7 separate regions of the Mus musculus genome follow, and all the other regions are linked to region 5. The links are chromatin loops, found by intact Hi-C in ENCODE. Cell type or tissue: heart. All regions are shown on one strand.

Evidence for each region. Hi-C counts contacts between places; a loop is a spot of excess contacts. Peaks named below come from ENCODE experiments on the same cell type or tissue, not always from the same donor. Only the 100,000 strongest peaks of a DNase experiment are listed, where the experiment ranks them.
Region 1: it touches region 5 in a loop (8-fold over the local background); 8 of 42 quality-filtered maps call a loop at or near these places.
Region 2: it touches region 5 in a loop (5-fold over the local background); 5 of 42 quality-filtered maps call a loop at or near these places.
Region 3: a loop joins it to region 5, with 9 times the contacts of the local background. A loop is called at or near these places in 38 of 42 quality-filtered maps.
Region 4: a loop joins it to region 5, with 6 times the contacts of the local background. A loop is called at or near these places in 11 of 42 quality-filtered maps.
Region 6: it touches region 5 in a loop (6-fold over the local background); 2 of 42 quality-filtered maps call a loop at or near these places.
Region 7: it touches region 5 in a loop (6-fold over the local background); 2 of 42 quality-filtered maps call a loop at or near these places.

What each region holds. Positions count from the first base shown.
Region 1 is chr4:25,279,833-25,283,832 of GRCm38, forward strand. Ufl1 (UFM1 specific ligase 1) reads right to left here and starts at 1,989. Exons shown (of 20, transcript NM_001355512.1): 1 at 1,844-1,989; 2 at 791-936. The coding sequence starts at 1,920. In heart, a CTCF peak has its summit at 1,751; a DNase peak (open chromatin) is centred at 2,009; H3K4me3 peaks cover 1,610 bases; H3K27ac peaks cover 1,178 bases.
Region 2 is chr4:24,964,341-24,968,340 of GRCm38, forward strand. Gpr63 (G protein-coupled receptor 63) reads left to right here and starts at 2,100. Exons shown (of 2, transcript NM_001379626.1): 1 at 2,100-2,284. It overlaps C230012O17Rik (a long non-coding RNA gene), which reads right to left and starts at 3,135. Exons shown (of 3, transcript XR_881168.2): 1 at 3,084-3,135; 2 at 1-2,610. In heart, a CTCF peak has its summit at 2,067; a DNase peak (open chromatin) is centred at 2,091; H3K4me3 peaks cover 1,805 bases; H3K27ac peaks cover 1,389 bases; H3K27me3 peaks cover 845 bases.
Region 3 is chr4:24,718,633-24,722,632 of GRCm38, forward strand. The region is part of intron 4 of Klhl32 (kelch-like 32); the gene reads right to left. Among named protein-coding and RNA genes, the nearest start is that of Gm31436, 52 kb to the left of the region's middle. In heart, a CTCF peak has its summit at 2,364 (motif pointing right); no DNase peak of the experiment used is centred here; H3K27me3 peaks cover 378 bases.
Region 4 is chr4:24,494,689-24,498,688 of GRCm38, forward strand. It overlaps Mms22l (MMS22-like, DNA repair protein), which reads left to right and starts at 1,763. Exons shown (of 24, transcript NM_199467.3): 1 at 1,763-2,377; 2 at 3,150-3,275. The coding sequence starts at 2,220. In heart, a CTCF peak has its summit at 1,771; a DNase peak (open chromatin) is centred at 1,673; H3K4me3 peaks cover 2,560 bases; H3K27ac peaks cover 1,537 bases.
Region 5 is chr4:24,896,033-24,900,032 of GRCm38, forward strand. Ndufaf4 (NADH:ubiquinone oxidoreductase complex assembly factor 4) reads left to right here and starts at 2,051. Exons shown (of 3, transcript NM_026742.4): 1 at 2,051-2,270; 2 at 2,541-2,644. The coding sequence starts at 2,135. Gm46848 (a long non-coding RNA gene) reads right to left here and starts at 2,090. Exons shown (of 3, transcript XR_001784261.2): 1 at 658-2,090. In heart, CTCF peaks have their summits at 1,003 (motif pointing left) and 2,004 (motif pointing right); a DNase peak (open chromatin) is centred at 1,999; H3K4me3 peaks cover 2,205 bases; H3K27ac peaks cover 1,029 bases.
Region 6 is chr4:26,333,243-26,337,242 of GRCm38, forward strand. It overlaps Manea (mannosidase, endo-alpha), which reads right to left. Exons shown (of 5, transcript NM_172865.2): 3 at 3,379-3,488. Among named protein-coding and RNA genes, the nearest start is that of Manea, 11 kb to the right of the region's middle. In heart, no CTCF peak of the experiment used is centred here; no DNase peak of the experiment used is centred here.
Region 7 is chr4:26,344,771-26,348,770 of GRCm38, forward strand. It overlaps Manea (mannosidase, endo-alpha), which reads right to left and starts at 1,882. Exons shown (of 5, transcript NM_172865.2): 1 at 1,827-1,882. In heart, CTCF peaks have their summits at 1,674 and 2,226; a DNase peak (open chromatin) is centred at 2,141; H3K4me3 peaks cover 2,056 bases; H3K27ac peaks cover 1,625 bases.

The DNA.
Region 1 (4,000 bases), 380 kb after region 5:
AGTGGTATCTAGTGACAGGCTGTTTCTGTTTCAGTCAAACTGCTCAGTCTGCTCAATTGCTCAAATTTCAAAAACATAAAGCAAAACAATATTTTACGTTTGATGGTGCTAACTGCACTTCATAATATGGTGGGCCTCAGGCCACAGTACATCAATTTACAAAGTTTCTTAAACTTAGTAATGCAGCTTTAATATTTGAGATCTTAAAACTTTATGAAATCTCTATTTCTCCTTTATAATTAAGTACCTGATCACTGGCAGCTAGGTATTCACCCCTAGGTCATGAAGTGTGGGTATATATATATATTATACACACATACATATATATACACACACATATATACATATATACATATATGTATATGCATATATATACCACATATATACTATATATATCACATATATATATATATATATATATGGTATATATACACATACACACATATATAGTACATTTAATTCAATACAACAAAAACATGGTATTTGTTAAGTGGCAATAGTTAAGGTCATGTTTGCATGAACCTGTAAGATTATGTTCATATGAACATACGAAGGTTGACTGCATGATCCTATGAAGGCTGATCATCAAGTTATCAGTAGAGAAGGGTTACAGCTCAGGGGTAGTATTTGCCTAGTTTGTGCTCTGGATCTGATACCCAACACAAAGAGGAAAGAAGGAGCCATTGAGGAGAATGCCCTATAACCTCCACGTAAGTACTTATTTTTAATTTAATGTATTTTCTTCAAACATCCGGTAAAGACAAAAGCATGACACTGAGGAATTACTTACCACCTCGGACATGTAGCTCGTCTCTCATTTCTTTACTGATTTGGGCTGGAGTGATATATTCCTTGCCGTCAAGTGTATGGACTACTTCCAGCTGTTTCTGAGAGATCAATTTATTCACAATCTCAATGCAGTTCCGCTCTGACAACCTGTGCGAAGCCAGGAGTTTAAGAGTGTACTTGCTATGCCGCCCCCCCCCCCCCCAGGTATTTGAAAGCAAAATTTTGAGTAACTTCTACATTACAAAATCTGTCCTTTATTAGTATGATGATATTGGTTGAGTAATTTAAAAAGAAAACTTGAGAGTAGGTTTATATTCCCTTGAATTATTTATTTAATTCACACACGTCACTGTATTATGATTCTACAGATGTTCTCTCCTAGTCCTGCCTTCAAGTATCAAATTTTCCAGCTGAAAACAAACAAACTTTTCTTTAAAATCACAGTATGTTGGCCTTACTGGTACAGTTGGTGTACAGACAGGTCATGTGGCTTAGCAGAACTATAGGTACTATAATGTTAGCTACTCACAGCCATCTTGCACTAAATTTTTTCCCCGGGTTTTGTTGTTTGTTTGTTGTGAGAGTGTATGTATGTCTGTAGCTCTCAATGTTATAGAACAGCATCAACGGACTACTGTGTTTAGGTCCAAGAGAAATAAAATACTACAAGAACTCGTTGACAGGGAGACAAAGTCTATTCGCCTTATATATGCGATGTGTAATCACGGGCGCAGAGTCGGGGTAATTCGGCCACTCCCCCATTTCTGGAGTGTAGAAAAGTTGGTGTCCCGGAGTCCCTAAAATATGACAGATGGCATGTGGGCCTGGCTTAGATCTGTGGCTGCACGTAAAAAGGATTTGGAGGAGGGACAGACTACTTGCTGCGCGCTGCACTGGGGACTTTGCAAGCTCGCCCTAGGCCGGGCAGCGAGCGCCTCTACCGACAGCCGCCGCAGCAGACCGGCTCCGGGGTCCCACCGCGTTCCGGCAGGCAGTGCGGGAGCGGGGCAGCGTCCCGGGCCTAAGCCGGCTCCACACCGCAGGGAACCAGCACCTTTGCGTGGACTCTGCAAACTGCGCCCGCTGGAAGTCAGCCGCCAGCCGCCGGATCTCCTCCCAGGCGTCCGCCATCACTGCTCCGCTCGCCCCGACACAGGGAAACGGCAGACACGTCAGCCTTCAGCCTGCCGCAGGCACCCCGGGACGGACCGCGCAGAGGGCCAAGAGACCTGCGTCAAGGAAATTCGCGAACAGAAACGCGACTGCCGAGCTCTCCGCCCTCAGCTGGGCGTGGCCTGCGGGAAGCGGCTTCCTAAACTCCTACAAAGCCAAGCTGATGCTGACTCAGTAATCCTTTTTGCAAGGTTCCTGTTTCTGTCCAGCAACCATCAAATGATCTTCCGCCCTTGCTGAGCGGACGAGACATACTTCTTTTGTGGGACTCTTACAAACCGTGACTAATCCACTTTGAACAGTGAATGGGGCTTTTACTTGAGCCAAGAATGAAGTCAGTTTTAGAGAAACTTGTTCCACACTACTGCATCAGTTTGAATTTTGTTCTTCCAAAATGAATCTATTTGGGTATAGCAAACGCCATGGACTTCAGTTCATGTGTTCTAAAGCTTATTATTATTATTATTATTATTATTATTATTATTATTATTATTATTTACTCGGACAAAGGAATAATCGTTGCTGGGAGTGAAACTAGGGAAGGCAATGGCATTGTACTTCTTAGACAAGATAACTGCTGCCATTGTTTATTCACACATACCATTTTCCAATCTTAATCAATGGGGAAATCAGAAGGCTGATTGTACTTAGTAAAGAATATTTTGCTTCTTTCCTATGTAAATATATTAGTCCATATAACACGTCCAGTAGATAAATCCATTTGGCTTCTGAAGTGCCTAGCTTTGATTAAATTTAGAGAACTCCATGATAAAGCTTGGCATTCCATCTTATCCTTTGAAGCAGACTCTCTCAGAAAGGTAGGCCAGCCTCCCATCAAGTAGGTTTACTGGCCAGCCAGCCCCTGAGTTTCCTCCTGGCTTCATCTCCCAGTCAGGTTGATGATCATACCCAGGTTTCAAGATGAGCTTGGGCTCTGAATTCAAGTCTGTATGCTTGCACAGAGAGCACTTTAACCTTCAAGCATCTTCCCACCCATCATTTTAAGTGCTTTGGAGGGAGGGAGGGAGGGAGGGAGGGAGGGAGGGAGGGAGGTAGTAATTTTTGACCAATATATGATATTACAGAGGAACTTTAAACAGAGCAAACACTACGCAGCTGTTTTTTAAAGGGTAGGAGATTCTTTTAAAGAACGAACTTGTATAGATTTGGAGAGCTGACATTCCATTCTTTATAAAATTTTATGATAGCTGTCTGTAGTTGTACAAATACCTTGTTAATGTTGACATGCAGACAGTCTGTGGATAGTTGATGTCTTTAGCTACAGTGTGTACAGGATTTATTACACATTCTTGGAATCATTTAGAAATTGTCTTTTGACATAAAAACAAATTAGAGACAGCAATGAAACACTGTGATGCTTGAACATATGCATACATGGATAACATTTGCATTATATCAAACACCTAACATATATTATCCAAGATTAAACATTTGACATCCTTCCTCCTAGTGCTATAAGATATAAAGTACGTGGTTGATGTGATGATTTGTATATGCTTAACCCAGGGAGTGACACTATTTGGAGGTGTGGCCTTGTTGGAATAGTGTGTAGACATGGCTCAAGAGTTCTCAAAGGAGAATTTCTTTCCTTCTTTCTTCCTTTCTTTTCTTTTCTTTTTCCTTTTTCATTGGATATTTTATGTATTTACACTTCAAATATTATCCCCTTTTCTGGTTTCCCCTCTGGAACTCCCTTCTCCCATCCTTCCCTCTCCCAGCTTCTATGAGGATGCTTCCCCTACCACCCACCCATTCCTACCTTCCCACCAGGGCATTCCCCTACACTGGGTAATACAGCTTTCATAGGACCAAGGTCTTCTCCTCCTATTGATGCAGACAATGCCATCCTCTGCTACACATACACATGGAGCCATCCAAGTGTATAGTTGGTGGTTTAGTACCTGGGAGCTCAGGGGTGGGGGTGGGGTCTGGTTGGTTGATATTATTGTTCTTCCAATGGGGTTGTAAACCCCTTCAGTTCCTTCAGTCTTTCTCCAACTTCTCCATTGGGGACCCA
Region 2 (4,000 bases), 68 kb after region 5:
ACAATTAGAAAGTTTCCTATGTGGGAAGAAACAAGCGGAAGTTAACATATTTTAATTTTATTACATTCTCTGTGTGTGTGTATGTGTGTGTGTGGGGGGGTTCATTCATGTTGAGGCTGCTGTGTGGTGGTCAAAGAGCCATTTGGGGGAGTTAGTTTGTCCATCATCCTGGGGACTCAAACTCAGGTCATTGGACTTGGGTGGCAATCAGCTTTACCCACTGAGCTATCTTCCCAGTGGGAAAGCTGGTACTTTGGGTAGGAAACATCAACTTCTCCATTCTAGCTCTGAAAAGACAGAATAGTTATTAAGTTATAAAAAAGAAGTTAGGCCCTGTGTCCTTGGGACACTGAAATTGTGACTATTTGTGAACCCCATTTTCCCCAGTTAATGACTACGCACTTGGAAAGAATTCCTATAGACTGTTATGCAGGAGAATCGATGACCTAAAAATAGAAGGCCCAACAATGAGTACAGGTTGGTGTATTTGCTGGCAAAGGTGCCATAGGTTAAGGGGAAAGTTAAATAAAATGTCAAGCACAGGGTTCCATTGGTCCAATGCCCCTTGGCCTGCTCACTTGCTGAAGACATCACATGTTGAGGAGGATGGAAGTGCATTCGAAGTTACAGTTCTAGCTCCTGCTTAGAGAAAACAGAATCCGTACAAGGGAAACACAGGCAAATGTGGAGAGAAACTGAGTCTTTAAGTCCAGCAGAAAAAAATTTAAAAAGGAAATTTAAAGATTTTTTTTTTTTTTGGGGGTAGGGGGTGACTACGTCATTACTAGTCTTTATAAATAGGAGCCGATAAATTACACAGCCTTCACTACAGATTTTCTTAAGTCCCTTTGGATTAAGTCCTGGTTATTAGATCCAGCCATCCCAACTGCTTTATGATGGATTCTCTTCACTAGGACGGAGCCTTCCTTGTTTCTTTTCCTCCTCCCCTCTTCTCTCCTCCCTTCTCCTCCCCTTCCTTGCCCTCCCTCCCGCTTTCTTTTCTCCAAAGCCTGGAGCTTAGTTTCTCTCCATCTGGTAACACAAATTGCTTCTACCTCTTGCAAGCAGCCGTGTACTCCACAGTGGCCTAAGGGTAAGAACCAAGTTGGTTGAAGCCAGGGCTAAAAGGTGCAAGCTCCTTTGAATTAGAAAATGTCACTCATACCTTCAGAGTCCTTTGCTGGGACTGATGTTTGAAGCCCAGGCTGGATCATACCCCCTAATTGCCTAACATCTTCCTTTCCATTTCCGTTAGAGTGGTCCCACAGGACTGCGAAGCAAGGATTGAAACCAACAGATACAACAGCAGCTTTGGATGCTGGTCTGCTGTGGAGTCAGGAAAACTGCTAGTGCTCCGAGCCTCCTGGGCCCTCCACTCTGCCATAAATGTGGACGATGGTTAGGAAAACAGTAAGTGTCATTTATCACTTGGAAGCAACATTTCAAAAGCACCATAACTGAGATTTGATGGTGGTATCTTTCCTTCAGGTTCTTCCTGAGTCCAGTTTGGTGATCATGAATGCCAGTGGTTCTAGCAATCCAGGTGGAAGCCACCGGGCAGGTGAGCATGGGTCAAAGCAAGGCATGTCTGCCACTATAGTTCACGACTCCTTCAGCGGTCCAGGTAAGGGTCCAAGCTGGTCTTCAATGTGAAGTGCTCCAGATGAGCCCCTCCTCACAGTGTTGGAAATGAAGAAACACCCGGGAGGCTGCCCAATCAGCGGAGGGAAGCATGGTCCCATTGGGCGCCGATTTTAGCTCTATGGTAAGTGTGGCCCAGGCAGGGATGGGGGGTGTTAAGATAAAGATCTTAACAGAGGTGTGGGCAGTTCAAGCAAATGTGAGGTTTCCTGAGCTAGCCAGCAGTGGCTACACATCTTTGGTGTAGGGTCTGAGCACTTAACTCCCGTTTTAGGGGGTGGGGTGACCTGGGGACCTGGAGCGAGAGGAGTCTGAGTTTAGACTGCAGAAGACTCCCGGGAGCCTGTCTGAGCTGCCCCCTCCCCCTTTCCTTGCCTCCACCCCACTCCTCTCTTCCTTACCTCGCGGCCTAACCAGCAGCGGGCGCCTTTAAGAGCGAGCGCTGGTTAACCGGGGGCGGGAGCCGCCGGCAGCCGGCAAGGCGGAGGCACTGCCGGGCGATGCCCCGACTCTCCGCCGCCGCCTCGGCCTCCTCCTGCGCCGGGGGCTCGGAGCTGTGGAGCTGCGGTGCGATGTCCGCAAAGTTCCGGGAGGCAGCGGTCGCCTACTCCCCGCCGTCCCGCCGCGGCGCCTTTTGTGCGAGGTGTGAGCGCTTCCCTGGCAGGCGAGCGCATCCTGGGCGGGCGGGCGGGCGGGCGGTCGGTCGGACGGGCTGGCTGGTGGCGCGGAGCGCGGCTCTCTCCGGACCCCGCGGCAGGAAGCGGCTGACTCGGCAGCCGGCAACCCGGAGAGGCTCCCGGCGCGGCCGCGGCTTCCCGGGGCCACGCGATGTCCTGCGCTGCTTCGGGCCTCCTTGATCCCCGGTGCTCCAGCCGGGGCTCCGCCGAGCAGACCTCGCGGAGGGCTGTGACCCTCGGGAACTTTCCCGCCCTGGGCTCTCCACTCTAGGCTGAGACTCAGCATGTTCGCCTGGGTATTTAAAAAAAAACTTAGCAACGTAGCTTTATGAGAAATTAACCCCCAGGGCTGATCCAGTTTTCAGAAGTGATCTTTGATGAAATATTTGGATTGTCTGAAATACTTAGGAAATACAGGCTTTTGCGTTAGAATGCACCCCCACCCCCGCCTTCGCCACCCCAGTGAGGCAGGGTGAGGTTTAGTGGCATCCTTTTAAAAAAGGATTTTCTTTGTTTATCGACAAGTTTGCTTTTCATCATGTCTTAGATTAAGAATGCTCTAACTTCTTAAGGATTTTATAAGTAATATTTCTAGAAATGGTAAACAATACTTGGTTTATTGTATAATATGACTTTACTTCAGACACTTTTACCCAGGAAGGAGGTAAGCAATCATTTATTTGATAAAGGCTAATAGAAAGTTCATCTCCTGCGGACGGTCTTTCTCCACGGGTCCCACATGGGAAGGAAGCCCCACATGCTTACCTTTCGGGCTTCAGTTCCTGCATTCTGCGTTCTCCTGTTAGTGTGGTCATCTGATGTCAGCTGGAAGTCAAAAGTGCTGATAAAGAGTTCTGTGCGGTATTACACAGTATCACATAGCCCACATTTTAGTGACACAATTGATTGTATCATCTAGTTCACTTGGAACAATTATAATCAAACTCTCGCCCTTAAATCCTGAACTTTTCAGAGTAAGTTATGCATATGTTTCATATATGTGGAAGAAAGATACTTGCTACTAAAATAGTAAGGATAGCTAAGGAAATGCCTTATCTGTACCATGGAAGTTTTGCAATAACAGAAATAGCCACGAATACTGTAAAAAAAAATGGGACATTGATTTTTGTCTTGGAATATAATTTTGTCACTTTGTTACATATATGTATGTATATATACACATATATGTATATATGTGTACATGCACATTTATATGTGTGTGTGTCTGTGTATGTGTGTATGTACTACCAGAAAATGCTTACAGAGTTGTTTTAATCATCAGTTCTGATGTGTGTGTGTGTGTGTGTGTAATTTTTTGTCAACATTCTTGGAGAAGTATTTGCTCAGAAGTCTCATACTTAAACCCCTAACTCTGGGTGCAGTTGTCCCTTATGTTGGTTGTACTTTGGGCAGGTTGGTAAGGGTTTGATGCTCTAAAGGTGGCTGTGACTGAGTCCTGGGCAGTGTGACTTCTTTGAGATTATATCGCTATACTTGACTTGGGACGTATATTGTATGAGGATTCTTTTTGAGACCTTTTCTCTGTACTCACGTGCATGGATATGGATTTATGTAGATATAATGATGTCATACAAGCCCTGTGTCTGTCATGTATCTCTGTCACCTGTCACAGGGAAATCATTCAGGGACACAATGGCGCATGCTCACTAAGAACAGCAGAT
Region 3 (4,000 bases), 180 kb before region 5:
CACTTTCAACACTATTTTGGCTATTCTTGGTCTTTTGCTACTTCATCTGAGTATTGCAGTCAGTTTGTTTAGCTCCTATAAATATCCTTCTGAAATTTGGTTTGGATGCATTGACTCTAATCAAGTTGTAAAGAGCTTCTTTCTGGACAATAGCTACTCCCTGAACAGAGACATTCCTGACCTCTTTCACGAGAGTTTTGGAGTTTTCATTATGGAGATCTTGTACATTTTTGTTGAATTAATGCCCCTTTATTTTACTGTTGAGGTAACTGGCTTTTAAGAATAATTCTAATATTTTAAAATAATCAAAACACCCCAATGGTGGGGAATATGTTGTGACACATGAAAATTATATGAAATTAAAATTTCAGTGCCAACTGAGTTTTACAGATTTGATCTTTCTCAGGCAGCTTGTCAGTTACAACAGGAGGCTTAAAGTAGCAATGGCATGGCCCATGAAGCCTAAATTGTGCATTCTCTGCCCTCTTACAGAAAATATTTGCTGATATTTGTTGTAGAGGGAGTTTGAGGGCAGGGGGTCCGTAGCACAATATTGCAGCAAGTGACCAAGGTCTGCATGACATTAGCAAGGGAGCTAGTTAGCCTGTGCGGGCCAGTTATGACGCATGAGGGATTCCAGCATGAAGGCAGAGAAGGAGACAACTAAGACCTACAAAAGCACGTGGAGTGGGTCAGGGGAGGCTGGGATGATGAGCCAAGAGTGGTCTGAAAGCTCGGAGAGAAAGACTTCCATGGAGACGGTCCGGCTGTAGTCCCTGGAGCTGAGTGGCCATAAGGGGCAACATTTAGTTTGTATTTGCCAATATCCGTGTCTTCTAAGAACAGTTTCTTAAGCTGAGGGCATGGTAGTGAGCACTTTTAATCCCAGCACTCTAGAGGCAGAGGCAAGCAGATCTCTGAGTTCGAAGCTTCAGTCTGATCTACTATGCAGAGTAGCCCTGTTTCAAAAGAGAACAGTTTTTCTAGAATGCTAGAGATAGAATCCTTCAGACTTGAGGAGTGGAAAGATGTGTAACAGATGTGTAAAACTGAGGGAAAACGGGTTTGTGGGATACATTTTTGCAAATGAAAAGGGTTTTGTTTTCCTTTTAATGATTGGGTAATAGAGTGTGCCTGTGTACTGTGGGATTGGGATAATGCAGTAGAGAAAAAAGAAATGGAAAACAGAGAGACAGCTACAAAGTTTACAGGCAGGAGGACCGAGCCAAAGACTGCGAGCCTAGGGTGAACCATCAGCCCCCAACCCCCAACAATTAGGGATGCACACCTTCCACAGGGAAAGATGGAAACGAACTGAACAGAAATAGACATGGGGATGTCTACGGACACGATGTCAGGCACATGCAGCCTTCTCTTCCTAATTCCCACAGGAGAATTCCCCCATTGTAGATGTTGTAGGGAAGGTAGAGGCAGTGTGAAAAGACAGAAGCTGTGAGAAACTTGTCAATAAATGGAGGGAGGCAGAACAGATTAGCACTGCCTGGAAAGGATGTGGATCCGCCCTAGATTTAGACCATGGTCTGAGGTAGTGACCTTCAGCAACAGTCAACAAGTCCTCACCACTGGATTCAGGCAGGACTCCTCAGATGGGCTACAAGTGGGACTCAGGGCTGCTTCTCTCTCAAGTCAGGGACTGGTTCATGCTGCACCAAAATTCTGACACAGAGGCTCCTCAGAAGCTGCTCCTTACAAGAGGCTCCTCAGAAAGTCAGTTTCTGTACAGTTTTTTTTTTTGGTGGTGGGGGGGTGAACTCCCTTATTTTTTTTTATTATATTCCATACACAATTCAAAATGCCACTCCTATCCCGTTTCTTTAAAAACGCAATCATACATCAATCTGTCAATGCCAATCACAGTGTGATAACTCATTCAAAAGCATTCAATGTAATTTTCCCTTCAGTGTCCCACCCCAGTATCCAGTAATCCTCGACAAACAGTAAGACACCACTAAGTATTTGCTAAATTAATAAATTTCATTTGAGAGCAAAATATTAAGAGATGGTTCTTATGACTTACAAAGAATATAAAGATTCAGAAATTAATGTACCACATTCAAATCAATTCCTTCATTTGAATGTTCTTAGTGATAATCTGCTCAAATGGAATACTTATAAAATAAATCTTTTGACAAACTCTATTTGAGGGCTATGGATATAGCTCAGTGGAAAAGCATTTAACTAGCATGTGCAAAGTCCTGGGTTTAATCTCAAGTATTGGAAAAAATAGCTAGGCACCTATGCATTATACTATTCGTCAGAAGAAACATATTGCTATCATGTTTTCTAAAAACATTGGAATTACAAACCACATATACCAAGTACCTGGTACAAATACTAAATGTCTCCAGCAGAGGGCTCACAGACTCCATTTTTAGGGAAAAGTTTCCCCAGTAGCCTTCCTTGGTTAAACTCTCTGAGGAGGCAGTCCTTAGAGTTATACTCCTCCTCTGGTCAAGCCACCACACATCTCTGAATCCAAAATGAAAAAGGAATTTCAGTAAGGCATCATTATTTATACGCCCAGCACCTGCAGGTAAGTGTACTCGACTAATTCCAAGAAAGACAGTGAAGTGAATTACAGCGTTTGTTTTTATTTGTTCACTATGAAGTTGAGGCTTCCCTCAGATGAACTGATCTTGAAGGTGTGATCCTCCTGCCTTGCCTCCTGAGAGCTGATATTACACACAGGCACAATCCAAATCCAGTTTATGTAACTATTTAAACATCAGGAACATAAAAGTCAGGGAAGACAGGAATTTGAAAGCAATATAATGGCAGAGAAGAATGTAAATAAATAATGTTAGAAATGTCATAAATAATCCACCACACACAGCCTCCATGTCTCACACACAATCTCCATGTTCATACTATTACAAGTGGACTCAAAACTAAACCCAAGGACTGAAGAGATAGAGCAGTGAGTAAGTAAAGCGCTTTCTGTGGCAACCTGAGGGCCTGCGCTCAGATCCCAAGCATCTGTGTATAGGATGGTGTGGCCATGTACATATAACCCAGCAACTGGGACAGAACCTTCCCCCACCCCTCAAAAGAATAGGGAGCTTACTGGGGGAAAAGTCTAGCTAACTGGTGAGCTTCAGGTTCATTGGAAGACTGTTCAAAACACAATTTTTTTATAGGGGAAGATACTGTCCTCCATATGTTCAGGCACACATACATCCACCACACATCCATGTACACACACTAAAACAGAAATACAATGATGTACCCTTAGATGCTGAAAACACTAAAGATAATTCTAATTCCTACAGACCCAGAGATCTACAGCAAGTTTTCCTACAGATATTAAGATGTAGAATATTTTTCTTGATAATACTTTAAATAAGATTAGAAGGAAGAAGTAAAACACAAAAAGAAAAGAAAAAAACTGTTTAAAACCCAAGCATTGCTTTCTGATTTTTACGGCAGATTTCAGTATAAAATTCAAAATATAACCAGTGTTTCTTAAAGATGTCAGTGTCCCTCTCTAGGGGACAAGTGGAAAACTCACGTGGACATCTCCAGTCATCCAGAAAGGAGGCCAGCTGTCAGGCAATGGAAAGAGCAGTCATCAAAGAGTTCCCTACAGCTGTAAGCCTCAATGTCCTGCAGCAATGCACATGTAAGATTTTTATTTTTAAAGATGAAAATTCCAAACTTAACTCTGTCTAACATGTAACCACATTTTTACTGTTTTTCTGTGTGGCAAGACATTCAGTTTTCCAGTGCTCCGATGGGAAAAGATGAGCAGAAGCCCCTTAATGTATTTTTCTTGGAATTACTCACTACTTTATAAACAGTACAGTGCAAAGACTATACTTCTGGGTATGTGTGTTGTTGGTGAAACACTCATGATTAAGTCAACTGGCACAGGCATGGCCAAGCCATCTATACATGCAGGCAAGTGAGTGTTTCCCCAACTCTGAGAATAATTACCCCCAGTATATATGTATTGATATGATTTTAAATATAAAATTATTTC
Region 4 (4,000 bases), 400 kb before region 5:
ATCCAAATCTTTTATAGCCGTATTAATTTTCTATTGTCAATTATTATCAATTGCAGAGACATTTCAATTTTCTAATTAAGATTGTTAGGTGGATGTGGTGATGAATGCTTGTAGTCTAAGCTACTTGAGAGGTTAAGACAAGAAGACTAGGAAATTGGGGGCAGCTGGACAAAATACCAGCATTTCATCTTTACAAAACAATATTATTTGAATATTTCTGTTGTAACAGTATTATGTTATATTAATAAATATATAATAGCTATTTCTATCTATGGAAGCTTATACTTAAGTTCTTAACATTTCTATATCTTGTCAAAATTAAGATAAAAATAATTACAATTTTGTCTGATTCAAAGAAGAGTCTCTAACTTCTCTTTAGTTCTTTTCATTTCTAACCTGGACTACATACACTTGATAGGCTACACCCTTGCTTTGCGCTTTGGTTTGTTTTGGCCGACAGGAGTGAAACATGGGATGTGGTTTACTCCTTTCAGTGTTTCCCCCACTTGTCTGTGGTGGGACAGTTGTGTTTGTCTGTGAAGGCAACCACTGTTGTGTGACGATAAGTTAGGTGACTGCATCCTACAGGCACAGGTCTCACTCCTCTCTAGTAATCCGTGTTGATCCTTACTTTTCTGCTCAAGAATGATAATTGTCTCTATTAGCTGTGGGTGCCTAGTCATCCCATTTTGGGATCCAGTAACCATGGACACACCTTTGTAAGTGACCATTTCATTAAGTATCACCTTAATTGGCCTCTGTCATTTCTTTAGTTCTTCCCACTCCATGATTCACATAAGTTGAGCTCACATAATCAACATCAGGTATTTAAACAAACACAACAGACAAGAGTGTACTGGAATGTTGATGGGAGGAAGAAAAATGGCCGTATGGTATGTTGTCCTAATTGCAGTGCCAACACTAGGTATTCTCATATTCAGAAAACATACTCTTGACATCACTGTGGAAGAGACCTTCATGATACAATACTCATCACCAGCTATCATCAGCAGTCAACAAAAAAAAGCATCAGGTCTCAGAGTACCTCAACTGGGCTGCACAAATACATGTACTATAGTAGCCCTACACTGCAGTGGGAATTTTTTTTTTCTTCCGCTTCATCCCACATGTCATTTGAAAATACGTTGATTTTAACATCTAAGAGTTAGGGTAGGTTCCCTATGAAGTGGATGCCCGCAAGTAAAGCAATATATTTAAATGCAGCAGGCATTTGAATCCCCATGCCCCCCACCCCCATCTCAAGACAGTAATATTCGAGTCAACTTTAAAGAACACTTTAATAAGGAAAATGGATCGGAAAATATTTTTACAAAATTGTAACTCTTGTCCAGAGTTACAATGTATTGCAAAGGGAGCAAAAGTTGTTATGTCTGAGGAAAAAAAGCCATCTAACTTAGTCAATGTGTCCCTTGTGTTCTGGGTCACTGCTGCAGAGCAGAAGGCATCCAACACAGGAAAGCCGGGGTGGGCCCCAGGGCAGGAAGAGGGTGGCCGGGCTGCGGGAGGCCGAGGCAGGCGCGGGGCTCTCCAGAGCCCGGCCTGAAGCTGATCCCCGCCGTTCGCAGACCCTACTTCCAGGCTTCAGCGGAGAGCTGGCCACCTCGCAAACTCTCAACGGTACGGAGAACCGTGAAGAGCGAATCCCTGGACTTGTCCGGGCCGACGGGCTCTCGCGAGATCTCGGTCCGCGCCAGTGAGGACTCGCGAGAGGGCGGCGCCGGAGGCGGGGCACGCCGTGGCGGGAATTTCGCCTGCTTCCGGTTTCCTCTGCCCGGCGCTGCGTTCCGCGTTCTAGGTTTGCGGGGGCCTGCGGTTTTCCCGCGCGCTCGCCCGCCCCGAACGCCGCGCTGGGACTGAGGGAGACGGAGGGAGGCGGCGGGGCTGCGTGCTCCATCCGGGCCGTGCGGGGAAACCAGCCTGAGGAGGTGCGCGAGGGCCTCAAAACCCACGGCAGCCCGGAGGGAGCGAGGGCGGCGTTGGAAGGCTTGGCGGCTCCGGCGCCTGCGGGACGCCCGGAGGATTCTGGACCTGTTGCCTTCAGCTTCTCTGCTTTCACGTTGGTTTCCCCGGGTGCTGAGGGCACATTTTGGATCTCCGAGGTAGCTCCTTACCGTACTTTCAGCCTCTTGCAGCTTGTCTTCGGAGCCCGAACGTAACTGCCCGGAACCGCGGTGGCATTGCAGAGCAGGATGTAAATAATGGATGGCTGTTCAGCAGCGTCGACCTTCTTGACTGACAGCTTAGAGCTGGAGCTGGGGACAGAGTGGTGCAAACCCCCCTGCTTTTCTTGCGCTTTTGACAACAGAGAAGGAAAATTCTCTGGAGAGTCCTACCTTGCCAGTGGCGCCCTTAAGCGGTAGGTTAAAAAACAAACAAACAACAAAAAACCGAATTGAAGGTCCCCACCCCCAGCAATGTTGATTATCACCAATGTCTAACGTAGGTGCTCAGCAAGCCTCGTTTTACATACGCTTAGTATATAGAAGAACTTTCTGGATAATTGATAATCTCTTAGGAGTGGGTAGCTGGATATTTAATTTACTTAGACTGGTTTCAGAGCAGCCTAGTCTCTTGGAACTTGTATTTCCTTTTAAGGGGTAATAGTTATCTATAAGTTTTCAGTAGTTTATAAGTAGAACCTGATAGTTTTTGTTGCACGGGTTCTTTCCATCCAAAGCATCGGCATACAGAATTCATAGACACATTAGTCGAATGAATATTACAATAAAATTGCTGTTCTTGAATTATTTAGGTAATGCCCTTTGAGGAAACTTCATTAAAGAAAACCATTTTTTGTTGATTGTATGATTATACCTTGTTAATAATTTGTTAATAACCTTAAACCACATTAGGTATCTATATGATGTCATTCTTCCTAATTCGGAATATTTGGTGTTCTGAAAACCCATTTTCTTGTTCAAAGATAAATTACTGTGACCTCAGACCACTTTGTATATTGCTTGGACTCCATTTAGATTTTCCTTTTGGACACAACATAAGGTGTCAAGTAACCCCTCCCCCCCCCCCCCAACACACACACACATACACATATACATATGTGTTTGTGCGCGTCATCATGGCATGTATAGTCTGGATTCAAATGATTTAAGTCATTGTTTTCATTACAGGTTAATTTTAAATCTTGATCCATTACCAACTAATTTTGAAGAGGATACAGTAGAACTATTTGGCTTCCAATGGGTTACAGAAACAGCGCTAGTCTATTCCTGTAGAGAGCTCTTTCATTTATTCAGGTATGTATGTGTCTATTTTTAACTCTAATGCTGTCTAGTTTTATATTGCTGCTTTTCCACTACTGATTACAAAAGCAGGGAAATTGCTCTTTTTTATTGCTTTGCTGGTGGTCTTACCAGGAAACACTCAAGCAGTTATGACTGATAAATAATGGTTTTAAGGAGTTGTTTATATTGTGTATATTGATAAGCGAAATCCTTATCAATATATATGTGTGTGATTTAATCTCTAGATTAAATTAGTCTCTGATTAAATTAATCACATGTGATTCTAGAGATCTAATCTAGGTTATTGTATATGTTAGGCAAGCATCATACTACTGAGCACTGAATACCTGCACTGTGTATAATGTACATATTCTCTATATAACATATTGTATATGCATTGTTTTTGTTTCTAAGACAGGGCCTCAACTCTAGCCAATGTGTAGCCTAGGTCAATGACCTAAAACTTACACAGCAATCCTTTCTTAGTCTGTGATGCTGGGATTACAAGCATGAACCATCATAGATAAAGATTTGAACTACGTGCCATGAACCCTCATAAAGAGATGTCGGTGTATCTTTGATGTAGTAGATGCTGTCAATTTTTTTTCTTTGTAGGTCAACACAATCATGCATGAATGTTTTGAGTATCTGTATGTATTGTATACTACATGCATGTGTGGTGCCCTAGAGGTCAGAAGAGGGCATGGAATTAGAATTATGGATGGTTGTGGGCTACT
Region 5 (4,000 bases):
TGCTTTAGGAGGGAAGGTTCAACCAGGAGGAAATTGCTACACAATGGTGAGGGAAGCTTGCAGGTTCTACCTGATGGTGACTATTACTGCTGCGAGTGCGAGGCAAAGGCAGATGGCATTCTAGACCCTTGTTATAATGCCTATTGATGTTCCAGCCTTCCCAGGTTCAACAACACCATCACATGGAAAGAGCATGCTAGTCAATGATTGAAACTGATCTTGGCATAAACACCCACTTTGTCCTGGCACCATTTGGGCATACAGCACGAAACAAAACAAAGGAAAATGTCTCTTCTCAAAAACTAGCATTTTACTGTTTTGGTGATATTTGGAGTTCATCACTATCATTCATTATCAGCTATCAACCTTACTTCAGTTTGGCTGAGAGAAAAGCAGACTTCTGACTTCCCTTGAGGGTCTGCCTTCAATCCTCAGGCAGAAGCCAGAAAGAAAATCTTAAGTTCAGACCTTCTGCTACATTGTATGTCTTGACAAGAAGAGCTGAAATTATGGATTTATGGTCCAGGATTTTGTTTCCATTCTGATTACCAAAGTAAGATAGCCAAAGGTGGGTTCTGCTGGAGCCTCTCTGCCTTGTTTTGGTCTTTAAGGGTCTGAGTAACCCCAGGCCAAGGCTAGATAAAACAATAGGCTCACCTGCCACTGTCTCTTCCAGTGTCAAATCCAAGCTTTCCTGCGTGTAGAAATTCACAGATCTTTAATTTTGTACTATCTGCTGTCCTGGACTCACTCGAAACTCTTGTGTAAGGTTACTTTCATGTAGCCCTAAGTTTGGTGGAATCACATGAAAATTTAAAATACTTTAGCAGGCAGTGAGTGGAATTGCTACTATAATTCTTAAAGCACAGAACAGACTTAATGAGGCCAAGGAACATTTCTTGATGTCCAGAGAAATTGGTTTTAAAAAAAAGGCACCCAGTTATGAACTTGTTTAAAAAGCTCTCAGATGGAAATCTTGGAGCAGACTGCCACCTTCAGGATAACTAACAAATTAACTCACTGAACACGGTTTTAGCTTCTACATAACCCATCTCCAGAGACAGGTTTCATAAGCAACAGTGAGAACTTTACCCCTCTAGTGTTTTCTCTATTATGAAACAGTTTAATTAGTAATAGTCCTTAAAAAAATGAAAACCCCTCCCCCTAATTTTTTTCTTTAAGTTGGTTAGACACAACTAATCTATTCACCTAACCAACCAGGCTAAAATCTTTAATAGATTTCACAACCACAGTCTGGGAAAAATATTAATTCGAAAACTTATTTTCTTGCTGGTGGGCTTTAAAAACTATGGGCCAATCACATTGAATACTTTCGGAAACGTAAAAGAAGGAAGAGACAAAGGGTGGGTGGAAGAGAAGGGGAAAGGAAGATAGAATGTGTACCGTAGATTTTTTTTTTCTTTTTCCAAATACAGCGTTAAGTTACACCAGGGTTTGCCAAGATTACAGAGACTCGAGAGGCAGTAGAGCTGAGAAATGGGGCTGAGAAGAGCACGGTGATTCAGCGCTAATGGAGGAGTATGTCAAGTTAGTACTACTTATGAGAGAAGGGGAAGGAAAGCCTAAAACTCATAGCACTAGGGACAAAGTGGCAGGAAAATGGTATGTCAAGATAGTGAAAGAGTTAAAACAAACAAACAAAACCAACACAAAATTGGCTCAGAAAGCTCCAGGCAAGGGACAGGAAAATAAGGGCTGTTAGAATGGAATTGCGGCTGAGAACAAATATTCTCAATTTCTCAAAAGCATGGGCAGGTAAATTCAGAACCTTGACCCTGCGCTCTGCCCTCTGAAGAGGTTGGAAGATCTCCGCTCCACACTGGCTACTCGGGATTTTGCAACCGTGGGATCACAGCAGCTCATCCTTAAAGACTCCGGAGTCGCCGGCCGGCGTCCCTGACAACGCCCAGATGTCTGCGCATGCGCCTGTGCGGAAGGGTGGGCGGGGCGGAGTCCAGGGTGCGTCCTCCCGGCCACCAGGGGGCGACGAGCGCGTCCTCGGCGTTTTACCGGTGCCTGGCCCCTGGTGTGCGCATGCTCCGTGCGTACAGAGGTCACCGGTGCCGGTGGCTTCTACACGTGCGTAGTGAACTAAGGGCATCATGATTTAGAGATGGGGGCTCGCGTGACCCGCGCCTTAAGGAACTTCAACGTGGAGAAGCGAGCGGAGCGAGAGATCAGCAAGAGGAAGCCCTCCATGGCACCCAAGCACCCTTCTACCCGCGACCTCCTGCAGGAGCACCGGAGTCGTGAGTGCAGTCCCTCCCAGGCCTCCGGTGACATTGAGGTCGTCCCCGCGCGGGCCCCGGGTGGTGGCGGCTGGAAGGAATCCCGGAGCCCAAGGCAGCCCGCGCTCTCTCCCGGCGTCTGCGCAGGCTGCACGCAGACTCTCGTCCAAGTGTTTGCCCCAAGATGTCCAGATGATTTTTTTTTTTAATATTGTACATGTTTACGAGTTTAGAGATTTTTTTCCTTAAAAAAAAAAAAAAAAGATACTATGGCTTATTTTCTTTCCTTAGAGTATCCAGAAATCGAAGAAGTTGTTTCTAAAAAAGATAACAAGCTGCTGTCATTGCTAAGAGATGTATATGTCGATTCCAAAGATCCGGTGCCTGCCTTGCCGGTAATGTATACGTTAATTAAGTTGGCAGTTTATTTTGGAGGTCTGAGAAAGTGATCAAGAAAAAGAGGGCAACGAGTGAAAGTGCAAAGTGTGTGTGTGTGTGTGTGTGTGTGTGTGTGTGTGTGTGTAGAGGGGAGCAGTCAGTGTAGAGCACAGACAGCTAGACACAGGCAGGCCTGGACCCCCTTCGATACTTAGGGTATACTTAGGGTATACTTAGGGTATACTTAGGGTATACCGAAAGACCTGTGAAGGGATTGATTGGATGGACCTGTGTGAATTGTTTATTGCAGAAGTTGTAGGGTTGGGTTACGGCATTTTTTAGTGGTTTTCTGAGTGACCAGTATGACTTTGAGAGCTATTTCATATTCTGTAAATTAAGATGCTCTTAATGACAACCTCAGTGTTTGGGGGTTTGGAGTGGGGGCACGTTCATAGTTTTGAGGATGTGTCCCAACAGGATATGTAATATTATATGTAAGTTAATATAGCATGCTGGAATGATGGGTATGTCTCCTGTGTCAGGTGTAAGTGTTGTGTGTAGTGATTAAAACAGTAATTACTCTCTGAGGCCCATGGTACGTTGCGGACCACAGACCATTCCGTGGATGAGCAGCTGTACAACTATAATGTAATTACGGGCTGGGGAAGATGAAAGGCTGCTTCTGAGGAAGTGACATTTAACCCTGGGCCTGGAGTGCAAATTGAAGTTGCAGCCTGGAAGGCAAAGAATTAGATTAAATGAAGAGGAAGTACCAGCCACAGCCCTCAAAGTTTTTTTTGTTTTTTGTTTTCATTACAAAACTTTTTTGTATTATCTAATACTGAGCAAAAGACTGCAATTACAGCTACTTCTATAATATTCATAATTTAATAGTGACAGTAGGATTTAGTTAGTACCAGATTTTCACACAATAAAGATACATTGATTGTTGGCCATAGTGTATTATTTTTAAGCTCAGCAATACTTGGAAGGAGGGTTTCCCATTTATGCTAAGTATGAGGTGCATGTGAGTGTGTGTGTGTGTGTGTGTGTGTGTGTGTGTGTGATTTTTGTGTAAAGATACTTATTTGATATTATACTTGGTATTTAGTCTGTTGAAGTGACCAGTTTAACCTCTTCAAATAGGTGCCAGTCACCTAACTATAATTTATTTACTAATTTTCTGACTTCTGTTTATAGACTTATTGGTTGTTTGGTTTTTGTTTCATCTTTTTCTTTTTCTTTTTCTTTTTCTTTTTCTTTTTCTTTTTCTTTTTTTTTTTTTTCCAAGATAGGGTTTCTCTGTGTAGCTCTGGCTGTCCTGGAACTCACTCTGTAGACCAGGTGTTTTTTGTTTCTTACCACTAGACCCA
Region 6 (4,000 bases), 1.4 Mb after region 5:
TGCTATTAGCATATTATATAATTAAAATTAATAGCTTAAACATAAGGCAAAGCCATGCCTAGAAACTCTTTTTCTAATCAAGCATTAACAAAAGAGAAGGACAACTTTTTTTAACCTTCCAAATAGAGAACTTTAAAATCAATCCAACCCCCAAAATCAGAAACAATTAATATAGGATAATCAACAAACTATTTTCAAAGTACGTTTGGTAAGTTGAAAAGCTACTGAGGTGAGCAATTAGTATTAAGCACTAAAAAATCTGAATATCAGCAAAAAAATTTTATCAAATATAATCTTTTACTGATTATTAAATATCAAATCTGATAAATGGAGAGATCAAGTATGTAGTTGATGTTTACTGAGGTCTTCATTACATTCTTCTTCTATATAAGAGCTTTTAGTAGAAATAAAAGGGGTCTATTTTCATGTATCATCAGATTTTAACAACTTTACCTTTAAAAACTTCATTAAAGCTAAAATGTCCAATTTTATTACCTCTCCCCACAGAATTGGGGCACAGACTGGACAGATCAGGGGCCCTGGATTTACTCTGCATGAAATAAATCAACGACTTATTCAACCTCAGTTGTAGTTCCAGAACTTGATGACTTGACTATCTGCAGGCGCCAAATGACAGTTCATTGAGAGATACTATCTCAAGGCTTTCTTTAGGGCTACAGAAATCTATGCTGGAGTTTAAATGATAAAAAGGTAAAAATAAAAAATCCTTCCTTGACCCTAGTTTGGATCTATAAATGACAGAAAAGTAAACTTCTAGAAAAATAAAAAGAAAGAAAGGAGAAACAAAAAAGGTAGACCAACAAACTGTGAAGCAGATACTGGGAAGTTACCCACTGCCTCTAACCTAAAATACCACATATTTTGTTGGTACAAGGGGAAACTGCAAGCAAATACGTTGCTGGGAAGTATAGAAAACTACATACTCATGTCTCCAAAATCCAACCCCAAGAGAGGAGACCCAGAGAATCCCAGAACCCCTCATGGGAGTTCCTTTGAACTAAAACTCTGAAACAAGGAATGTCAGATTAAGAGCACTGGCACAGGCAGGCTGACCCTCAGTAGGACTAAAAGTTTTATTTGCAAAGAGAGACAGGAATGGGCTGGTACAGCCATTATTCAGGGTTTCATTGGGTAACCCCTGCGTAATCAGGTTTGAACTGCACACAAAGGTAAACAGCTCTCCTACCAGCAAATTCAAATGCACAAGACTTCTTGGGCAGAAGAGGGCTTTCCTTGATGTTTTCTAATCAAGGAAGAAATTTTAATTAGAGGTTTTTTTTTATTTAATTTTTAAAAAACTTTCACCCTTATATAGATATTTGCTCTTATTTATTTGATTTAACGCCTATTTCTATTGTCTCCTCATATATTTCTCTAACCTACAACCCACATACTTTCTCTCTCATTTACACTTCATTTTATTTTCTTCTCTTTCCCTACCACTTCCTCTAATTTGAATTGCAATTTTCTAATGTCAGTAATCTTTAGGGTCTGTTTTCCCTAACAAATTTCCTACTTCCTCCCTGCTACTTACTATTTTACATGAATTCTTGTTCATACTCAACTTATTATCTTTCCATTCCTCCCCTTAGTAAGTAATATCCTAGCAAACACTATCCTTGTGCCTTTATTCTCTATGGTCCTTAAACTTAATGAGTTTTCCTAGTAGGTCTACCCATCAGTGAAGTTTTTCCTGCAATGTTCTGTTATTGAAGCTGTGCTGGATATTATAACTGATGCTCCCTGCGCACATGAGCTGTATTGCATGCCCAATACGGGAGCTATTAGGGGAAAGGCACCTTAACCCTGCTAAAAGCTAGTCCAAGACTTTCCAAAGGAATTTCAAATTTCAATGCAAACAAAAAAGGAGATATAATAAACACTCACAATGGCCTAAAACCAGATATACAAATACTGACAAAGAAACAAGGACCAGGAAAAGTTAAGGCAACATGACTCCTCTCAAATATTCAGTTCCACAGTGTTAGATTTTCAAAATGAGAAACCAGAATAAAATACCAGACAAGGAATTCAAAAGAATGATCCAAAAAAAAAAAAAAAAAAAAAGATTGAGAGAACCAACTACCTTCTGATTTAAGGCCCACTCTTTTAGATGAAACCCATACTAGAGCCTTTATAGGGCCAAGAATTTATGGCAAAATAAACCATAGTCTCTGAAGGAGAACTTACTACTATTATTTTGCTAAGTAGATATAATATTAAGCCAAATTCCTAATGACTTATCATTATACCCATAGATTAGTTCATCTGTAACCCTCAGAGACTATTGTTTCTGCAGTATATGTGAACTGGTCAAGATCCAGAGAATAAGAAGCTGTAAAATGCTTAGCCTTCCATGGGACATCAACATCACACATCTCTCTACTAGAAGAAAGAATCAATGCAGAAGAAGAGATAGAAAAAGTCTAAGAATCAGAAGCACAGATGACTAAAGGAAACAGTACTTTCTGGCTAAAACAGGGTAGGTACAAATACGAATGCATAGCAGTTATGTCAGCATCAATGAGATCTGTGCAAGCTCAAACTGAATACAATTGAGGCATGGAGAGGGGAGCTGGACATCAAGTCCTACACATAAACTGTTAGCTTCTGGGAGAGGTGCCATCAGTTTTCATTAAGAGTATGCACCTAACTAGGCCAATCAAACTCCAGTTGAAGGCCAAACATCCAAGAACACCAAGAAGTGGACTTGCCAGGATAATTAAACAGGGCGTGTGTGTGTTGGGGGGACTGAGTGGGTGGGACAAGGGGATGGATCTGATAGACAATAGGATGAACATTAACAGAATGAACTATATAAAATTTAAAATTCAAAGAATTGTCAGAAATTTTCTAACCAATTTATAAAGATGTAAGGTTATACTGTTAAGCATAGTAGTTTTTGGAATTTAGGGGATACTCAGACATTAATTTCACTAATTTCTATACTCTGTTCACAAAGAAACCCTCCTTTTCTTATTAAACCACATAGTACGGGGTAGACAAATTAGTACATGTCTTTAATCACAGCACTGAGAGGGAGAAGGCAGGATGACTCTGAGTTCCAAGTCAACCTGGTCTATAGGTTCCAAGCAAGAGCTACATTGGGAGTTCCTGTTTAAAAATACAACAAAATCTAATAAATGAGTATAAAACATGGTCAGTAAAATAGTAAGGAGTATCTTATATAGGTTCTGAAATTTAAATTATCAAAACAAACCTTTAAGATGCAGTATTGTTTTAAAATATTTCTACATATATCAAATTTTAATTAAAATGAGTACATAAAATATTATTACTATCATGAGGATAAGAGGATTAGCAATGACACATATACTTTTAAAGTAAATTATATACCTTCAGATTATATTTATGAGCTTTATCCAAAATGGTTGGCACCAAGTGATCAGTAGCTTCGCCATTGTCATCCCTTGAATCAGGTGGGTACCAAGACAGGGCCAGAACTCCTAATCGAGAAGCATAAGAAGGAACAAGAGCAGCAGGGCGTTATCAACAGTGATGCCGGTGGAGAGAGCTGGCGACATGACTAAGCACATTAAAAAAAATGATGCACTTATTTGGTTATGGTATCTAATATTTATGAACTATTTTAAGCAATTGGTATCTTCTGATATTAATGTAGTACACATTTTAGAATAATGAAGGCTCTCAGCAAGAAAGCATGTAGTCCCTATATATTATCTCCTACAGTTCCAACCATCTTCCCCAGTTCTCCACATTCACACCTTTCATTCATATGCAGTATTTACTATATTTGATGAACAGTATCATCATATTATTATTACTATTGACTGCAGCTTTTATTAGTGCTGTGAAATTTGGTGGATTTTAAGAAAAGCATAAGGTTGCTGGGCATGGTGGCACATGTCTTTAATCCCAGCACTTGGGAGGCAGAGGCAGGCGGATTTCTGAGTTTGAGGCCAGCCTGGTCTACAAAGTGAGGTCCAGGACAGCCAGG
Region 7 (4,000 bases), 1.4 Mb after region 5:
ATATATATATATATATACACCCTAGTGTATTTATACTCTACTAGATCCCAAAAAATATTATATACCTCTGATTATTATTCAGCTTACTTAAGTTTTGGCCCTCCTTTTTCTTACAATGGTAGGTATTCAGCAAATATATCTGTAACATATTCTATTATACATATGCAGACCATATTTGTGTGAGGTGTATAAACAACACTGTAAAAGAAAATTTATGATTTGTGTGAGGTGTATAAACAACACTGTAAAAGAAAATTCATGAAGATTCAATAATTTTGAAGACCATCTAAACAATAGAGCATCTTAAATTTTGTGACAACACATTGCCCCTGAAGCATAAAACAAGCAGTGCTCTTGCAGGAGACAGACAAAGAAACTACTTTACTTAGCTCTAACTAAAGAAAGAGGTTTCATAAGTCCCTTGTGAGAAAAACAACTACCAAACTTCCAGTCAACTGCAGGTGTGTAGCTTCTTAAAGCAAGAAGCTCAGGCTACTGACTACTAACAATGTGTCCTCACTCAAAGGGAAGTTTGCACTACCCCGAGTTAGAAAACTAGTTCTTCTGAAACCATGCTAATTTTATGTTGTGAAAGTCAAGTGATTTCGAATGAATAGTACTACATACTCCTCAAGCAGCTAAGAGATCTAAATAACCCTGAAGCCGAATGTTGTGGATTGTTTTAAATGCATTTGCTCATATTATATAGCTCAGGAAAATGCAGATTCCATTTTAAAGTTATAATTAAATTATAAAGATTCTTCCTGTTTTATTTCATTCTGTTGATGCTATTTTCTTCTAATTTTATGCTAGAGGAAGTACCTACAGTTAGATACAGCTAACGCTCAGAACACACATCTAAAACTTTCAGAATCTTGCTCAGGTCAAAGTGTGGGTAATCTTTTGTACACAAGTTCTGTCCGGCATAATCTCATTTTCCATTTTTATCTTCACAACCGTCTATGAAACAGAACTTCATGTTACAGGTGATGAAACTGAGCAGAGAACTTTTTCCAAGATTTTGGGCTAGTAAACAGCTGAGCACCCTACAAAGGCAAAACACTGTACTGGACCTTAGGTTCCTGGCTCCAGCCTGCCCTGAGCGGCCTCAAGTAGAGAAGTCATACTACAATGACATTTTTTCACTGTGGAAGGTGACTTAACAATGGTTCCCTCGCCTTCCGCTGTAGCTCACACTTAAGGAGAAGGCAGCTAGCTCATTGTGTTTATTTTCTGACCACATACTCAACTCATTGCTTATTATAGGAATAAGAGCAGCAGCTTTGTAAGTGTAACTAACCTGAAATAGTTTCACCAAAACCTACAGTAGTTCTGCATTTTTTTTTTCTTCCAAGCTGCAGCCCACACATTGCAATGCGATCAGACCAACCACTCTCATTTGTCTTTCTAAGCTCATTCCAGACCCACAACAACGCTCACGAAAGCCTCCTTGTAAGCCATTTTCAGTACTTCTCCCACTATATTATCCGTTTATGTCTTTGACAACAACAAAACAAAAGTTTTAAGCTCCGGTCCTCGCCAACTTGTTCCTCCGCAGACAGAAAAGGAGACGGCCACCCTGAAGGGACAGTGGAAAAGGCAGAGCCCGGCCAGTTAAAGGAGAACAGAACAAAGACCCCGGAGGAGGACGCACTTGTCCTGGCGGCCTTCGGGGTCGTAAGCTGGGCTAGGAGACGGCCGGGCGACCGCCAGGGGCCTCCGCTCGCAGGTTCGGGGCTCAGGACCGAGTGGTGATGAACCACCTCAGGGCCAACTCGGGCATCCAGGCAGACAAGGACGGGCTCAGGCGCGGTGCGGACACTAACCTAGCGGCGGGGACCGGCGCGGAACCGGGCTGCTGGGCTGAGCGCGACTGGATTCCTAGAGGCCCGGGGTCAAAGGGCGTCGCAGGCAGGCGGCCCACGATTGGCTGGCGGGCGAGCGCGCAGGGGTTAGCTGCGGAGTCCCTGTGGGTCTCAGTTCCGGGGCCTCACAATTGCTCACCGGGGTCTGGGACCCTGCCTCCGCGTGGACCCACCGGATAAGAGAAAGAACCGTGAATCCTACCAGGGCTGACAGCTCTTGCGGCCGCACCGCTACCCCTCCCAGGTCCCGCCTCCTAAAGGACAGCGCGGGGCGTGGCTCCAGGGGTTGAATCTCCGAGAAGGCGGGGCTTCTGGGCGGACCTAAGCGGGCGGGGCTTTCGGGGAGAGGCTCCGAGTCCCCTAGCTTGTCCTGGAGTCTACTGCAGGGTCATGGTGGAGGAAACTACATTAAGTCAGACAGTATCCCTTAATTGCTCCAAGGAGAAATGAAAGTTCTTTTACACTTTTGCCTCTCAAGATAAGCCAAGACTCTCTGATAGAGACCAGATGTGTTTTGTTTTTCACTTTTAAAAAATCCTTTTAAATGTTACTCAGATTTATAATACATTGGGTATTTCCAAAGTTTTAAAGTTGAAAACGTGTTTTAGTTTATCAAACAGTTATTGGCAAGTCAGAAGTAGACAGACAGATATATTAAACTTCCACAAGTATACTAGGAATCAATACAATTGTACAATACAATTGTGTAATTGTACAATTACAGTAGAAAGAGAATAAGTCAGAAGCAAAAAAAAAAAAAAAAAAAAAATTGCAGCAGAGGCGAGGCTGCATCTGGGGTTTCCATCTTACATCAGCCTCACATACCAAGAGGATTCTATGTTTTGTTTTTGTTGCATGGTAACAAGGCAATCTTGACTCAAGGGGTAGAACTTTCAGATGTGATGTTGTGAAAAGTATTGTAAAGGCTTCCCTTTAAAAAACTACCGGATTATAAAAGAGATTTGAAATATACATGTAAATAATGAAAGAAAATACCCTAGTGATGGCTGCAAAAGCTTAAGGCAAAGAGTCTTGTTTCACTATCACCATTAAGCAGTATATTGTGTTCTTAAATATCTTGCTCTTTTAAAAGTAGGATTTTGAAAATATGTAGTTTCCTAAAAATCCTATCTTCCTGGCTTTGCATATTAAATAAGTGAAATATTTTCTGATTTTCCATGCAAACATGTTTGCTACACATTTATGATTTGAAATTCCTAAACATACAATCTATTTTGCATCAACTAGTTTGCTTCATCATTATAAAAACTGTCTTTTAATGTTTTCCCCAAAATGTCATCAAATTGAATTTCCTTTAAGTTATGTGTTCCCCTCCATCCTGAAGATATCCGCCTGTTCACATCCCTCTGGCTATTAGGCTTACTGGAAAAATGACTGCTTTCAATCTAAGTTCATTTTATTTTGGATATTTTAATTAATTTCTATGTGAAGAAATAAATGTACCTTATGTACAAATACCTTCACTTTGTGCATTGTCTTCACTTCTGTGGTATCTTGATAATCAAAATCCTTAAAGTTTAGGATATTTCTTGTTGCATTTAAGAATATTACAATTGTGTAACCTTGCATCAGACATTAAATTTTTACAATTGACACAAAAATTTGTGGTACAACTTTAATAGTGTTGTGGTAACATCAAGAACAAAATGTTGTTAGTAGCTCTATTCAACATAATACTGAAGTCCACCTTACTGTATCATTTTTAAAATGGTCATGAACTATTCTCTTTTGCTTCTAAAAATCTTAGCTTTAGTTATATGAAACATTATACATAGAAATGAATGAACAATATTGACAATCAGTTAGAGCACCTATGTACCAGACTGTATGTACATATAAAATTTGTAACATCATTTTTCTTATTGATTTTATTTCAATTATGTTAGCTAAAATTGGGTTTTTATACATTTTTACAAATTTTAGAATAAACTAGCCAACATGCATTAAAAGACTCTGGATATTGATTGTATTTCAATAAAATTTTAGAGTTAAATTTATAGAAATTTACAGTTTAGAGATATATTCTCTGGGAAAATGTTATGTTTATAGATTTATATTTGAGACTGGTATGTTCCCCAATGAGTCTTAGTTCATGTTACTTAAGTTTTTGCAGG